Linked DNA regions of Homo sapiens: region 1 is linked to region 2. A link is a contact called in ENCODE Hi-C or POLR2A ChIA-PET data. All regions are on one chromosome and are shown on one strand. Each heading gives the region's core, a stretch centred on a gene start or an enhancer-like site at or near the end of the contact. The rest is flanking DNA. Distances are from core to core; before and after follow the strand shown.

The links. A loop is a pair of places that touch in the nucleus more often than their neighbours do. ChIA-PET counts read pairs that join two places held with the same protein, here RNA polymerase II (POLR2A). Pooled maps may share reads with other maps.
Region 1: a map of natural killer cell shows a loop between it and region 2 (4-fold over the local background). The contact joins two enhancer-like sites. A Hi-C loop is called at or near these places in 3 of 168 maps with a recorded cell type or tissue (CD8-positive, alpha-beta T cell, colonic mucosa and natural killer cell) and 3 of 50 pooled maps. POLR2A ChIA-PET finds 5 or more read pairs at or near these places in 2 of 52 experiments (PC-3 and Panc1).

Annotation. Positions count from the first base shown.
Region 1 is chr18:22,337,341-22,344,085 of GRCh38, reverse strand. No RefSeq gene overlaps it. Among named protein-coding and RNA genes, the nearest start is that of CTAGE1, 77 kb to the left of the region's middle. Within about 2 kb of position 1,250, at least 9 of the 41 ENCODE cell types and tissues checked have a DNase peak (open chromatin) inside an H3K27ac peak, as active enhancers do.
Region 2 is chr18:22,240,604-22,248,350 of GRCh38, reverse strand. It overlaps LOC105372018 (a long non-coding RNA gene), which reads left to right. Exons shown (of 3, transcript XR_001753369.2): 2 at 4,167-4,381; 3 at 5,319-5,419. Among named protein-coding and RNA genes, the nearest start is that of GATA6, 75 kb to the right of the region's middle. Within about 2 kb of position 6,135, at least 4 of the 41 ENCODE cell types and tissues checked have a DNase peak (open chromatin) inside an H3K27ac peak, as active enhancers do.

The DNA.
Region 1 (6,745 bases), core at 1-2,500, 100 kb before region 2:
ATGTGGAAAGGGACTGAGGGCTGTATCTGTCTTGTATCAACCGTGAGGTCCAGAGCATTTGGGGCCACAGCTGATTTGAGTGGAGACAGTGGTGCTAAGGAAGGAAAGCACAGCAAGTGCTGTATAATCCCCCTCATGGGGGATCTCTAATGAAAAAAAAGATGTTTAATTTTTCACACTCAAGAAGAAGCCCGCCACCAACCCCATGAATTCAAACCCTGGTGCTTGTTTGTCATCCTGTGGCCTCACTGCATGCTGGGAGGAAGAAAACCACACGCAGGCAAGACCTAAGAGGTGGCCATGGGGGAGAACAAACATCAGGGGCCCCGGGAGGGAAAGTCTTATCATTATGGGGGCAGAACTGACTCTAAAAAGCCAGAGTGAAGGGCAGCAATGTCAGCTCAGCCCAAGAACAACAGCGATGAGTTGGGGGAGCTAGACCAGCGCTCCACCTGCAACACCCCTTGTAATCCTGGAGCAAATGAACACTTATTGGGGGGTTAATGGCAAAGGCACCTACCAAAAGGTGGATGGGGAGAGCAGAGGGGCTTTCCCTTTCCCAGCAAAGCACTCTTGCCTTCCCCACTCAGAAAACAAGAGGGATTTTGTGAACCTTTTCACATATATCACTGGTTGGTCTGTTAAGCCCTTGAGGAATATCTGGCATCAGCTGGTGCTGCATGAGCAACATTTGATCCTCAAATAACCTGAAAAGTAAGTATTATCATCATTCCCACTCTATGGATTTAGGACTATTCCATAGGTTTTTTGTCCATGATCTTGAAACTAATAAAGGAGACAGCTGGGTTTCAAGCTCAAGTCTCCTGACTCCTAGCTGGAGCTCTAGCCCTGCATTTTACCCAGAATGATGGCCAATGCCTCGGGCGCACAGATGGGAAGAAGTGACAGTATTAGGGATTCAGAGCTGCCATCAGTAACTCATTTCCATTCCTATTACTGTAATTCAGCTCTCAAAAGATCAGCCTGCACTTCTAGTAAAGGAAGAAAAAAAAAGCACCAACACACGCAACTTAGATTTTCAGCTCAGAAACGCTGTGCCCGACAGCTACAATAGGCCGTTTTGATTTGGAAAGTGAAACACACAGAAGCCCTGGTTATTATAGTTAATTTAATTTAATTAAAACCGTAAAAGCAAACCACAGTTCTGCAGTGGGTTCTTACCATCCTGATTGCTTGAAGGAGCCACAGGAGTCATGCTCTTAACTGATGGGCAGAGGCCCAAGTCGCCACCATTACTCAGCCCTCCACTAAAGGGCCTCTTACCTTGGCTCAGCCTGTGGTTCTTTTATGCACTGACTTATCTTCGGTGTCCTTTTGTTTTGAAGGTGATTTGCTGTGGTTCACTTCCAGCTGTAGTAAGAATGGCACTTTTAAGCTGGGTGCAGTGGCTCAGCCTCTAATCCCAGCACTCAGGAGGCTGAGGCAGGAGGATCACTGGAGCCCAGGAGTTCCAGCCCAGCATGGGCAACATAGGGAGATCCAGCTGAATGAAAGAAAGAGAGAGGCGGGGGTGGGGGGGAGGGGGGAAGAGATGATTAGAAAGAGAGAGAAATTAAGAATTATACTTTTATTCTCTTCCTTTAAGAAGCCCAAAATGCTGAGGGCAATTTTCCATTTCCTTTCCTTTTTCTACTTCTTCACGCTCTCTCAATATTCTGTCCCTCTCTGCTTCTCCTCTCTCTGCCTATTGCTTTCCTTGTCAGCCAGTCTGCAGCTGGCCCCAAACCCCAGTCTCCCAGGAAGGCCAGTGGCCTCCTTGGCAAGGTCGAGCCAGGCCCTGTGCTCGATGCTGGGCATGAAAGTTAGCCCTGCCCTCAACTTACCCACTGAACAGATGGGAGAGACAAGCAAGCAAACAGGCATTCAGAGTGTGGTGTGATACACACTATAGCATATGGGTCACCTGCCATTTCAAGGGCACTGGAACTGGAGGGACCCCATCCCTGGATAAGGCCCAGAGGTTAGGAAGCCTGTCGGCCTACAAAGGTCTGCTAGTGGCTCTGCAGCCTTGCTGAGCTGGCTTCCAAGGCCCTGTGGGGTCCAGCCTCAGCCTATGCCTCCAGCCCCCTCTCTACCTCTTCCCAGCACATCTTCTGTCTTCTCACCATATGGAACTCTTCCTTTCATGCCTCAGCCTTGGCATATGCTGTCTGGAACACTCTGCCCACCCTCCCACCCTCATCTGGCTCATGTCAACTCACTTTCCAGGTCCCTAAGGAAATGTTCCTTCCTCTGGGAAGCATCCCTGGCCCACCAAGTCCAGGTGGCATTCCATTTACTGGTTCCCATAGCACCCTGTACATGGGTACCTGACACTTATCACACTACCTTGTCACCACCTGTTTATTTGTTTGTATTCCACCCTGGCCCCCAAGCTCTGTGGAAGCAGGAATAGTATTCACATTGCTTGCCTCTGTATCTCTGTGCCAGAAGCAGTGGCAGGCACAAAGTAGGTGCTTATACAGGTATGCTGCATTCATCAAATGCGCCTGGAGTGGTGTGGGATGAAGGCAGAGGGGTAAGCAGGAATGGATCAGGAAGAACCTGGAATGCCACGCTTACAGAGGAGGAAGGGCAGAGGAGAAGACTGTGAGAGAGCAAGGGAAGAGAGAATGCCTGTGAGAGAGAACCCTTGGTGACAGGCAGTAAGCGCTGCCAGAAACATCTGCAAGCCACTCCCTGGAACCAGGGCAGAGTCAGTGCATCCCAATTTGGTTGAACTTCCTTGAAGAAGGAGAGAGGAAACCTAGCCAGCCCAAGCCATCTTGAACTCTCTTTATTTTTTAAAATTTTATTTTATTTATTATTTTTTTGAGACAAAGTCTTGCTCTGTTGCCCAGGCTGGGGTGCAGTGGCACGTACCTCCACCTCCTGGGTTCAAGCCATTCTCCTGCCTCAGCCTCCCAAGTAGCTGGGATTACAGGTGCCCTCCACCACGCCCGGCTAATTTTTGTATTTTTAGCAGAGACGGTGTTTCACCATGATGGCCAGGCTGGTCTTGAACTCCTGACCTCAAGTGATCCGCCTACCTCGGCCTCCCAAATTGCTGGGTTTACAGACGTGAGCCACTCTGCCCGGCCTTGAACGCTCTTTTAACAACAAGATAGCAGATTCCAGTGGAGCTGGCTACTACTTGGTGTCAGCAATTTCTTCTTCTGTCTGTAAGTTGAAGTAGTGTTTGCTCATATCTTGAAACAAATGAGACACTTCTGGAGACATGAAGAGACATGAGAGTCACACAGAGGCCCAGCTGTCTCCCTTTTGGGAAGGGGTGGCCGTCACTGAGCACCTGCTTCTAGTGGCCATTTCCCAGTGCCGTCTGTCCCCACAGCTGGCAGGGCTGTCTCAGTAGGAGGCTGCCCCCAGATGCCAGAGCCCACTGTATCTGCACACAGGATGGGCCTGGGAATTTGCAGCCCCCCAGGGGAGGATTAAATTCTCCATCCCCTACCCAAGAGCTGATGACAGGGATGCATGACCTGCCCTGTTCTCGGAGCTCTGCTGCAGGACTTTGCTTCGTGTCACCCCCTTGCTGGGCCCCTTCCCTGGCCTGTCTCATGTTGCTCATGTCTGCTGGTCTTTCATGGGAGCACTCATAGAAAAATAATCTGCATGACTGTCCCTGTGTCAGAGTCTCCATCTGGGGAAGCCCACCTATGCCAGACAGGGTTCCCAAAGCTCATGACAACAATAAGCATTGCGCTGGAAGCAGTAACACCTGTCACACTTCAGCCCAGCCATTCACACACACGCTATTTCCATCATAGCCGGGCTCCTCAGAGTTAAGGGCATACACTCGGAAAAGTTCCAACCCTGATGGGAGATTTCTAATAAAAAAGAGATGTTTAATTTTTCACATTCAAGAAGGAGCCCATCGCCAACCCCATGAATTCAAAGCCTGATGCTTGTGACTGTCATCCTGTGGCCTCATTGCATGCTGGGAGGAAGATAACCTCATTCAGGGACAGAACGTGTCAGGGAAAGGATGGCATGGGATACAGTTCCAGCTTTCACAAGAATGCAGCAGGCTCTCCAAATGCACTTGGAGGGAGAAAATTATGTTTGGGGTGTGTCTATTTACATTTTTAAAAAGATAAAGTTGTAAAAGATCAGTAAGCCTAATTTCCTGTGGCAGGTATTTATCAAAGGAAAAAGTTTCCAAAGTTTCCAAGTGGAGAGGAGAAACCCCAGCCTGCTGCAGGGTGGCTTTCTGCAGTTAATCGTGCTGGGAATCGTATGAAATCATTTGCACATTATTCTTTGTGACCTTCAACCTTAGGTTTACATTTCAATATTTCACATTGCTACATTGCCCCATTAAAAGAAATGAGAAAGTTTAATTAAAAACTTGAAAATAAGGGCTTTAAATAAACCAAAAGGAAAAATAAAACTTTGCCCCGGTGTCCCTCCAATGAGAAACAACTAGAAATTTCTGAGGGATTAAATGTCTATTTAATCCCATAGGTTTGGTTTTAATACGTGAACATTTAAATCATTTTCAGGTAGTTATAATTTTTTTCCCAATCCGGCATCCAATAAAGTAGTCATCATTTTTTTTTCCTAATCTGGCATCAAATTCAAGAAAGATTAGAAGCAGCATATGTGCCCACATGCTGTTGCAGGTGGCAAAGCCATGCCCCTCGCTCTACACACAGCCTGGTCCTGGGCTGGGGTTGGTCAGACTCAGCATGGGGTGGTCCCGGAACTGACTCACCCCACCTAGCCCTAGGTCCCTATATGGGCTTCCACTTCATTCTTTGTGGGAGTGCCCAGAGCCCCTCCTAGAAGCCAGACAGTGGATTTCCCTCTAACTCCTGTGGGTCGGCTTCCATGGCTAGTGAGTAACTCTGATTTACTTAGTGCCAACGTCATGCCAGGCACTTGGCTGAGGGCACTAGGCCCACCTCTCCTCACAGATGCTCCTCGAAGAGGCTGCTATCATTCATCCCTTTGTTGCCTGTAACTTGGAAGCCGGATGTGCCCTGCCTCCGTTCATGTGTAGCTACTGCCTCTTTGTCCAAAGTCAATCCTGACACAGCCTTGAGCCCTTCCTCTGGTGATCACAAAAGATTCCTTCACACCAAATCGTTTAGAAGCCTTGAATATTTGAAGGATCAAGAAGAGAGGACACAATGCACCCTGCACAGACCCTACCGTCCCCTGCCACCAGTGTCTTGGGGCGTCAGCACAGGACAACACAGCTTTCCCACAAAGCACAACGCTCTCCATAAGTCTAATTCTGGTAAAGCCATTTGAAGACAACTGCCCTCATCCTGCAAGATATGGATGGGCAAGCTGAGGTAGAGAGGGGCTCAGCAATTTGCTCAAGCTCACTTGGCTAATAAGAATCATAATAGGAATCTGATCCCAGGTCTGCCTAAAAGCTCACACTCTAATAAGTCATGCTGCCTCTCCAAGACCAAATCAATAGCCTGGCACGTGATTTCTTCTGGCAGTGCCTACCCTGCTTTACCCTTTCCTCTAAGGCTTAAAGTTGCCCCCTATTTCATCCCAATAGCTGGAGACAGTTCCCACCTGCAGGCTCCGGGACCCCCACTACCTAACACACAGAGCACCTCCTTGGTTCTCCTCTTCCCATCCCCACCCTGTCTCTGTGCCTCTCTCTGGGCTCTACCTACTCCCTTTGCTCTTTGATGGGGACAGATTGCTTGGCCTGCCTCCAGTCCCCCATCCCCAAACCTTCTATCTGTCTGATCGGGCTTCTTTTTATCACCTGTAACTGGACCCCTCCCCTGGGCCACCTCCCATCCTCCCTTGAGCCCATTTACAGGCCACCCATCTCTAAACCCCTTGCTGATTGGATTCACTGTTTTGGGAGAACAACACATCTCTCATCTCTGCCTTTCTTGTCCTTCCTCATTGCCTATAGCAGGCAAAGAATGTCTGCCTTACCAAGAATGATTCAGTTCCACACTTTCCCTAATGACCAGGGTGCTCTAGGGAGGGCCTTGCAGTGTTTAATGGAGTGACTGAGACATCTCTACCTCCCTTCTCTCCTCTTTTGCTCCATATCAGCTGAGATGGCAGCTGCCCCAGAAAAGATTTTTGGCTGATCTGGCTGATCCATTTTCTCCATGCTCCCTTGGATTTTCCCATGCAAAGCTAAAAATAGCAACCCATTTCTGTTCTTAAACTAAAAGACAGAAGCAGACTCCCTTTCATCTGGGCAAGGAAGTGACACTTGTGCTGATGGTGTGGGCAGGTACTGGTGCCCCAGCCTCAGGGAGGAAACAGAAACCGCAGGAAGGAGCAGGGAAGGAACTCTTAGGAAGGGGTTGGTATGCACTTAACATCAAAAGGGATACACCACTATCATCACGAGTAGCAGCTCTGAATATTAGAGTAGGAGTTGGAATTCTCAGGCGATCTGGCAACCAGTTGGGGCTTTCCAAAGGGTCTCATGTGGTCCACCAACGCACGTGTCCCTGGATGGCCAGCTGAGGGGTAGAGTTCACCACTTATGTAGCTGCATCCCCTGGGAGGTGCCCCCAAGCTCTGGAGGCTGCAGATCAAATTCAAAGTTGTCCCTGGAGGTTTGAGTCCTGTGTTGAAGAGCTGTGATATATGCATCTCCATGGCACCAGCCAAATTATGCAATTGCTCCAGTTTCATCACTGTTTTCTCTCTCCCTTCTCCATGATGTCCTTCCTCCCAGGCTGACTCCACTAGTAGCATCTCTTCCTCCTCTCAATTTCTGTCTGCA
Region 2 (7,747 bases), core at 4,886-7,385:
AATCCCAGCACTTTGGGAGGTCGAGATGGGCAGATCACATGAGGCCAGGAGTTCAAGACCAGCCTGAACAACATGGTGAAACCCTGTCTCTGCTAAAAATACAAAAATTAGCTGGGTATTGTGGCACATGTCTGTAATCCCAGCTACTCCGGAGGCTGAGGCATGAGAATCGCTTGAACCCAGAAGGTGGACGTTGCAGTGAGCCGAGATCATCACCACTGTACTACAGCCTGAGTGACAGAGTGAGACTCCGTCTCAAAAAAATAAAATAATAAATCCCCAAAATTAGCCAAAATTTTCAGAAGTCCCAGAAGAATGTCCTGTCTGTTCACTCCCTGCTACCCCAACCCAGGCTCTGGAGGCCCTGGCTGCGGCTCAGCCCCTCCTCTTCACCAACTCCTCCCTCCCCTCCACATCAGCACCACTGACAAATGGGGCGACTCATGGTTCACCCCAAATACCTGGCACTTCTGCCCATACCATCCCGATTGCTGGAAGGTCTTCCCCCCTCAGCTAACAATCTGAAGCCTGCAATGAAGACCAGCCTAAGCCCAGAGACGTTCTTCTTTTCCTAACCACCCCATCCTAGACAGCGCTCTCGTCTTCTGCATGGTAGGTCTTGCTATGATATCAACTACTTCTTTGGCAATTCACGGTGCCCTGTCCTGGGAGAGATGACTCTTCTCTTGTGATTTCCATGACTCTTTCATTTACTGGTATTAACTAGAACGAGAAAGACCCAGGGCTTACAAAGGAAAAAGAGAAGTCTGGGCTGGCAGGACAGGAGGTGGGTTTTGGGCAGAATCATGTCCAGCTTGACAGAAAAGACAGAAATTGAGTTGGAGATCCCAAGGCCTTGACACTGCCTTCCTGTCAAGGGGTAAGAACTGTGGCGATGAGAGGGAGGGGAGAGAGAGGGGGCAGTGTGTGCCACCAGCTTCACCTGCCATGGTTGCCTCCAGCCTTGTCAAAACTCCAGAACCCTGAGCACTGGTGTGGGGTCTAGTGGCAGAAATGTCAGTGCTTCCCCTCCAACCCCCAACTTCAATGTGCTTTCAGTTCCCACAGCCAGCACCCAAGGCTCTGCTCTGGAGGACTTCCAGGGCTGCTGGAGCCCCTTTGTCCAGAGGGCAGAGAGCCGAAGAGCCTGAGAGTTCTTTCCCCAGGGTAGGTCCAGTGACCGACAGGTGCTAGGAGAATTCTGAATCATCCCTAATAGTTCAGGACTCTTCTGCAAAAATCAAGCTGAAGCTGCCCTCTGTGGGGACTGATGGCGGCGGTATCTCTTTCCCTCCTGCTCCTCCTCCTCCCTTACCTGGCTCCTTAATAAGCTACTGGCATGCGAGTCCTTCTCTGAGGGTCCATTTCTTCGGAACTTCATCTAAGATGGTGAAGTGGGGGCTAGAGAAACATCCTTGGCACATCATGAAGGCAAGTGACGTGGGGGGTGTGTGTGTGTGTGTGTGTTTAATTTCCAAAAATACCCAAGTTCCTTGGTGCCTTGGGAGTGGTGGCAACACTAGGAGATGCAAGCTAACAAGGTGGTGATTTGACTTCTAGAATACTCATAGTTCATAGTTCATTGGCTAAACTGAACCATGAGCAACCTAGGTCAAGGGCCAGGCATTAGGCTTGCCCTGTAATCATCATTAACACATTCTGGATGCTCACTATGTGTCAAGCACTGTGACCATTCTCTCTTTTTTCTCTTTCCTTGAAGTAGCCTCCACATTATAGATTAGGAAGCTGAGACTCTGAGAAATGAAGTACTTTGCCCAAGGAGACACAGGAAAAACCAAGCCTGCTTTTCCCACTGTGTGCATGTCCACGTGATTCCAGACTCTGCGTCGCTCCTGGGCCCACCCCAGGACCTTGGAGATCAGGCTCACTCCAAACTCGCTACTGATTTCTCTGAATGGAAGAATCCTCAAAATAACCAGAAAGTTCTAAGCAGATTGCAAAGCAAAATGACCTATTTCACTAAAATCTTAAGTAATCTAGTAGGGGCCAGGAGAGTGTTAAAAACAGTTTTGTTGTAAGATCATCGATTTCCTCCATCCCTGCCCTCCACCTCACCTAAATAGGCACAGTAGGAAATACGTCTGAGGTCTCTATGGTTGACATGACTTAAACTTTAACTTTAGAACTTCCCCATTTTTCCCTAGTTATGTATGAGTTTTACCTTCTTTCCTTCTGCCCTTCACAATAGGCCAGGTGAGAATTTTTATAGAAATGTTCTTTGTACACTTATAAAAATTGAGGGGGAAAAAAGTGAACACTGAGCTTTTCTGGGTGTCAGGAAATGGTATCTATCTTATAAAACCAAACTCAAAACATATTGTGGGTCTTATTAAGAAACAGTACCCACACCTGTAATCCCAGCACTTTGGTGGCCGAGGCAGGCAGATCACTTGAGGTCAGGAGTTCGAGACCAGCCTGGCCAACATGGTGAAACCCCGTCTCTACTAAAAATAAAAAAAAATAGCCGGGCGTGGTGGTACATACCTGTAATCCCAGCTATTCAGGAGGCTGAAGCAGAAGAATCACTTGAACCTGGGAGGCAGAGGTTGCAGTGGGCCAAGATCGCACCACTGTACTCCAGCCTGGGCAGCAGAGTGAGACTCCATCTCAAACAAACAAACAAAAGAAACAGTACCACACAGATGCATATTAACACCCGTAATCCCAGTACTTTGGGAGGCTGAGGCAGGAGGATCGCTTGAGCTCAGGAGTTTGAGGCTGGAGTCAGCCGTGATCATACTACCACCTGGGTGACATAAACAAGGTGATGGAGGAAGGCTCCCCTAACATCAGTGGTGAGACGGTTGAGGTTGACAACATGGACCTCCTCGGTGCACAACACCATTTCTATAGCATCCCTGCCAAGAATGCCCGACCTGAGTCAGAGCATGAGGAAACGTCAGGCAGACCCAGGCACGGGCCATTCTACAAGGTAGGGGAACACAGGGGGAAGACTAAAGAACCACTCCAGATCAGAAGAGACTATAGAGGCTTCACAACTAAATGTAGCATATGAGCCTGAATTGTATCCTGGACCAGAAAGAAAGAAGTGGCATTCTTGGGGTAGTTGGCAAAGCGTAAATGGGGTCTGTGAAATGATAATGGATGGGGGTGTGGTATGTGCACCTGTAGTCCCAGCTATACGGGAGGCTGAGGCAGGAGGATTGCTTGAGCCCAGGCTGCTATGATCGTGCCACTACACTCCAGCCTGGGCGACCAAGCAAGACTCATCTCTAATAAAACATTTTTTAAAAAGAAACAAATGATCATGTAGGAAGGTGGCTTGGATGGTTGTATGATGGTGGTGTTAGAGAGTGTCCCTGTTTGGAGGAAATACACACTAGAATAATTAGGGCTGATGGAGTAGCATGTCAGCAACTTGTTCTCAGATCGTTCAGAAAAAGACTATGTATTAATTATTTATCTATGTATAATATATATAAATAAACGATATATATGGAGAGAGACAGGGCAAGAGAGACAGCCTGCAAATACAAAATATTAACAATTTGGGAATCTGGGTGAAAGGGAGATAAGGTTTTTCTCATTTCTACAAGTTTAAAATTATTTTTAAATAAATTTTTTTTTAAATTTGGGATTTACACAGGACTTGAGATGATCAAGAGAGGAATTGGAATGGGGTTGAAAAGCTAAGGAGACGAGAGATAAAGAAAAGAAAGTGATAAAGCAATTTATGACCTACCTTCTTCCTCTTGTTCCTTTTTAAAATAAATAAATTGATGTTGGGCACAGTGGTTCATGCCTGTAATCTCTGCACTTTGGGAGGCCAAGGCAGGAGGAACACTTGAGCCCAGGAGTTTGAGATCAGCCCAGGCAACATTGTGGAGACCCCATCTCCACAGAAAAAATAAAAATAAAAAATAGCCAGGCGTGGTGGTGCACAACAGTAGTCCCAGCTACTGGGGAGGCTGAGATCGGAGGATCGCTTAAACCTGGGAGGTCGAGGCTGCAGGGAGCCACGATCGCACCACTGCAATCCAGCCTGGGTGGGCAAGGGAGACTCTGTCTCAAACAAGAAATAATAATAATAAAATAAAATAAGTAAATAGAAAAATATCTGCCATAGAATCTTAGCTGGTTCTCTCACATGCCAAATCCTACTCCATGTGTTCATTATTGTGTAGTGGAAAGAGCACGAGCTTTGCTGTCGAAGGGACCTGGATGCAGACACTGCCGCAGCCTTTGCAGCTTCATGCTCTTGGCACATCGTCTACCCTCTGAGCCTCCGTTCTCTTACATGTAAAATGGAGATAAATACACATATCTCACAGATCATTAGAAAGATTGGGAGAGATCCTTACAGACAACACGTGGGTCATCTGGGAGCAGACCAGGTCGGGTAAGTTATTGAAATGGAGTTCTCATTGAGAACTCACTACTGTTTGGGGCTTACATTGTGCATGAGTGAGTTTTTGGATACTGAAAGCTTAACTTTCACTCCTGAGTCTGTCACTTGACAGTTTGGGTTTAAAGCAATCCAAAAAAATGTTGCAGTTAGGGATCAGGATTGTTATATCCAGAGAATGGTATAAAAGGGACCTCAGATACATTTACGATTCTGACACCCAGTGAGACACCCACTGTTTAAACAAATTCGTAACTTGCTGAGTGTTATTTATTTACCCTGTGCTTGGCGGAATGTGCACAGCAAAATTACCTCCATCTACTTCTGAAAAAAAGTAGTCATCAGTCACAGCCTCTCTATTTATTACACTCTGAAATTTATTACATTTCAAATAAAATGTCTGTCTCTGACATTGGCTGGCCTTGTGGTAGGGTTTCAGTATTGACCAATATTGACCTGGTCAGTTTCCTTGATGGTGAGCCCCTCAGCTCCCATCTTTGCAACCCACAGAGATGTAGCCACTGGTGGAATCAGAATTTCCATATGGGAGAGGATAAGGTTAAAAGGGGAGAGCTGGGGAACTTGTCTTAAAGGAGCGTCTTTATAGCAAGCATACTTTTGAGTTAAGTTTAATAAAAATAATGTTCCTTTCAGACTTCACGTTGAATTGAAAAATAGCAATTGTCCAGATTAAAAGATGTTATTAAGATCATCATTTTTCCTGGGTAGCTTTGCAGGGGCCGATGGAGACTACAGAGGATGATGACTCCACCGGTGGGCTCAGCCACTGTCCTCAGCCCAGCACTGGGCATGGAGTGACTCTCATGCCAGCCCATCCCTTTCTTGTCAGCTGAAATTCAGGGACTTCTAGACTCAAATCTCAATCAATGACAAGGCAAAGTCAGACACTGTGCTTTCACTGTGCTATTAGGTGTGATTCCGTCTGTCCTGAGACTCTTAAAATTCTAAACTTCTGCCATCTACAATCAAGAGCAGGAGACAAGGCAAACACATGCGAGAAATAAAGGCAAGTAGAATCCAAATGAGCTATATAACTAATCACAGCCATGCAGTTATGGGTGGAGAGGGCACTCTGGAGTGAGGGCAGGGATGGGGGCCGCTAGGATCCATGGGGGCTCATCTGGCCAAGGGGGCGGTCAGCAGGCCAAGCTCTCACTCTGCTGCTAATTGAAAACAAAGGGAAAGGTAGATGTTATTTCAGATCCTCTTGCCAAGACAGATGATAGAAGTAGTCATGAGGAGCCATCTTAATATTTTTTTCATTGATGGCCCCACCCCAAGGAGCCTAAATGGCCGAGCCACCCCCAGATTCCCAGGTTCGGCCCTTCATTCTTTCCAGGGACTGCTCATGGCCTCTACTTGCCTATCCCTAGGAAGATCTTTCTGCCAAGCTTGGAAGCAGGAAGAGCAGGCTTTTGGAGGTTTTGGCAAATGGATTTGATAGCTACTCTGCATCCACTTTTCTAGTTTGTGGTTGCAGGACCAGGTGCCTGGTGGGAGTCACGATCCCTGGGGAGACACCTCCCAGGAGCCACCCTCAGTCCTCAGAGGGCCTTTGAGTCCAGGGACAGACTTCCTGACAGAACAAACATATCTGAAGCTCAGAATCTTCTCTCTTGTCCACAGAAGCCATCCTGTAGACCTGAAACACTTAACTAACTGATCATTAATCATGAGGAACAGGTTTTGTGGGCAGCACTCCCATGCAAACACCCAACTGCCATTAACTTGCGTGGCAGATGTCGAGAGGTGAGAACGCTGGGTTCTGAATACAAGGAATGTGTGTCTCCCAGGTTGGGGGCCGATGAGGTGAAAAGAGATTTGTGCGATGCAAGCTATCTCTCCCTTTCCTTTCTTCCTCGGATTTTTCTCTATCTTGAGTAAAGTTCAGTTTTCAGAGATCAAACCTGGTTGTAAACACAGCCTTTAAAACCTTTGCACTGCTTTACTGCAGAATTTATGGTCTGTTTACCTTTGAGGTGAGGAGCAGGCAGGAGAGGTAATCCTGAGCCTTTGGTGGACGCCTCAAAAGAAAAAAGGGATACGGGGCACATGAATAAAAATACTTCCTTGTTCCATCCGTGATTTGTGGGTGCAGAATTCTTCCCCAGAGAGGTCATGCCCTAAGGAAATTGGCCCAACCAGCCTTTTGTAACCATTAAAACAAGTAAGTCCTTGAGATCTTCCCCATTCCAGAAACTTCTGGAAACGCACAGATTTGGGGATTTGGAAAATGCACATGAGAACAACAGAGGCAGGTGCCTCAGTGGTGATGTGAGGTGTCGCTAGCACTAATGCCCTCTGGGAATTAAAGGCCAGGCCCCAGCACGGCATAGGAGCTTCCTTAAGGGGAACCAAGCGCAGCCACCAAGGGCCGGGGTGCTGTTTCCAGCCACACTGCATACACCTTCAGCGACAACCTTCCAAACAGGAACCCAGTCACAAACTGTCCTTTGGGTGAGGACTTTTGAAGGTCAGAGGCCAAAGAGAGTGCCTGGCAGGAATAAATCATCCAAGATTTTTTTCAACATAAATTACAGGAGATTTCAATTCCCCACTCACAGTTGCAGAACTAGCTGTCATCTCAGTCACAGAAGCTGTCACATAAATGAATGGGTCAAGGAGAGGAATTAAAAGACCTGTGTTCCTGAGAGCTCATCCCTCCTGCTTATTCGTACCTGCTGGTTATGTTACCATTAGCAAACACCACACTGGGCTTCAAATTTCTTCCCAGTAGTATGGGAACACCAATACTTGTCACTCAAAGGCACAGCTAGGACACAATAGTGCACTTGAAAGGGCCATGACAAGTTAATCCTATAAAATGTAAAATATATGTACTACTAATAATGATTTTGATGACTGCAATAGATATTTTAGAAATAAACTATCAGTCCCTACTCCGATAATGAATGACTCTTACATTATGGGGAGGAAAGGGAAATGCTCTCCTTTTCTTAACTAAGTTAAGGAAACCACCTCAGACAAGCACCCAGGAGGAGCGCTGTGGCTTCTTTCTGGCCTGGTCCTCACAAACGGTGTGGCCTGAGGCTTCTCTCTTCAGGGGAAGTGTCACAGTCATGACTGGGAGCGGATGTTGCCATGTTAGTGAAGGAGAATCCTCAGGTTGGGGTCAGGAAAGTCGGGGTCCATTCCAGGCTCTGTCGCTTAAGGATCTCTACAATTATGGACAAAATATTGATCCCTTTGGGGCTCCAATATTTAGACCTGAGATAAACCACAGTGTTCCTAAGCCTTTGCTAGTTCTAAGTTCCCATGGTTCCCTATCAGGTAATAGGTAAATAAATTCAAAAACAATAAATAGTTGACTTCAGAATA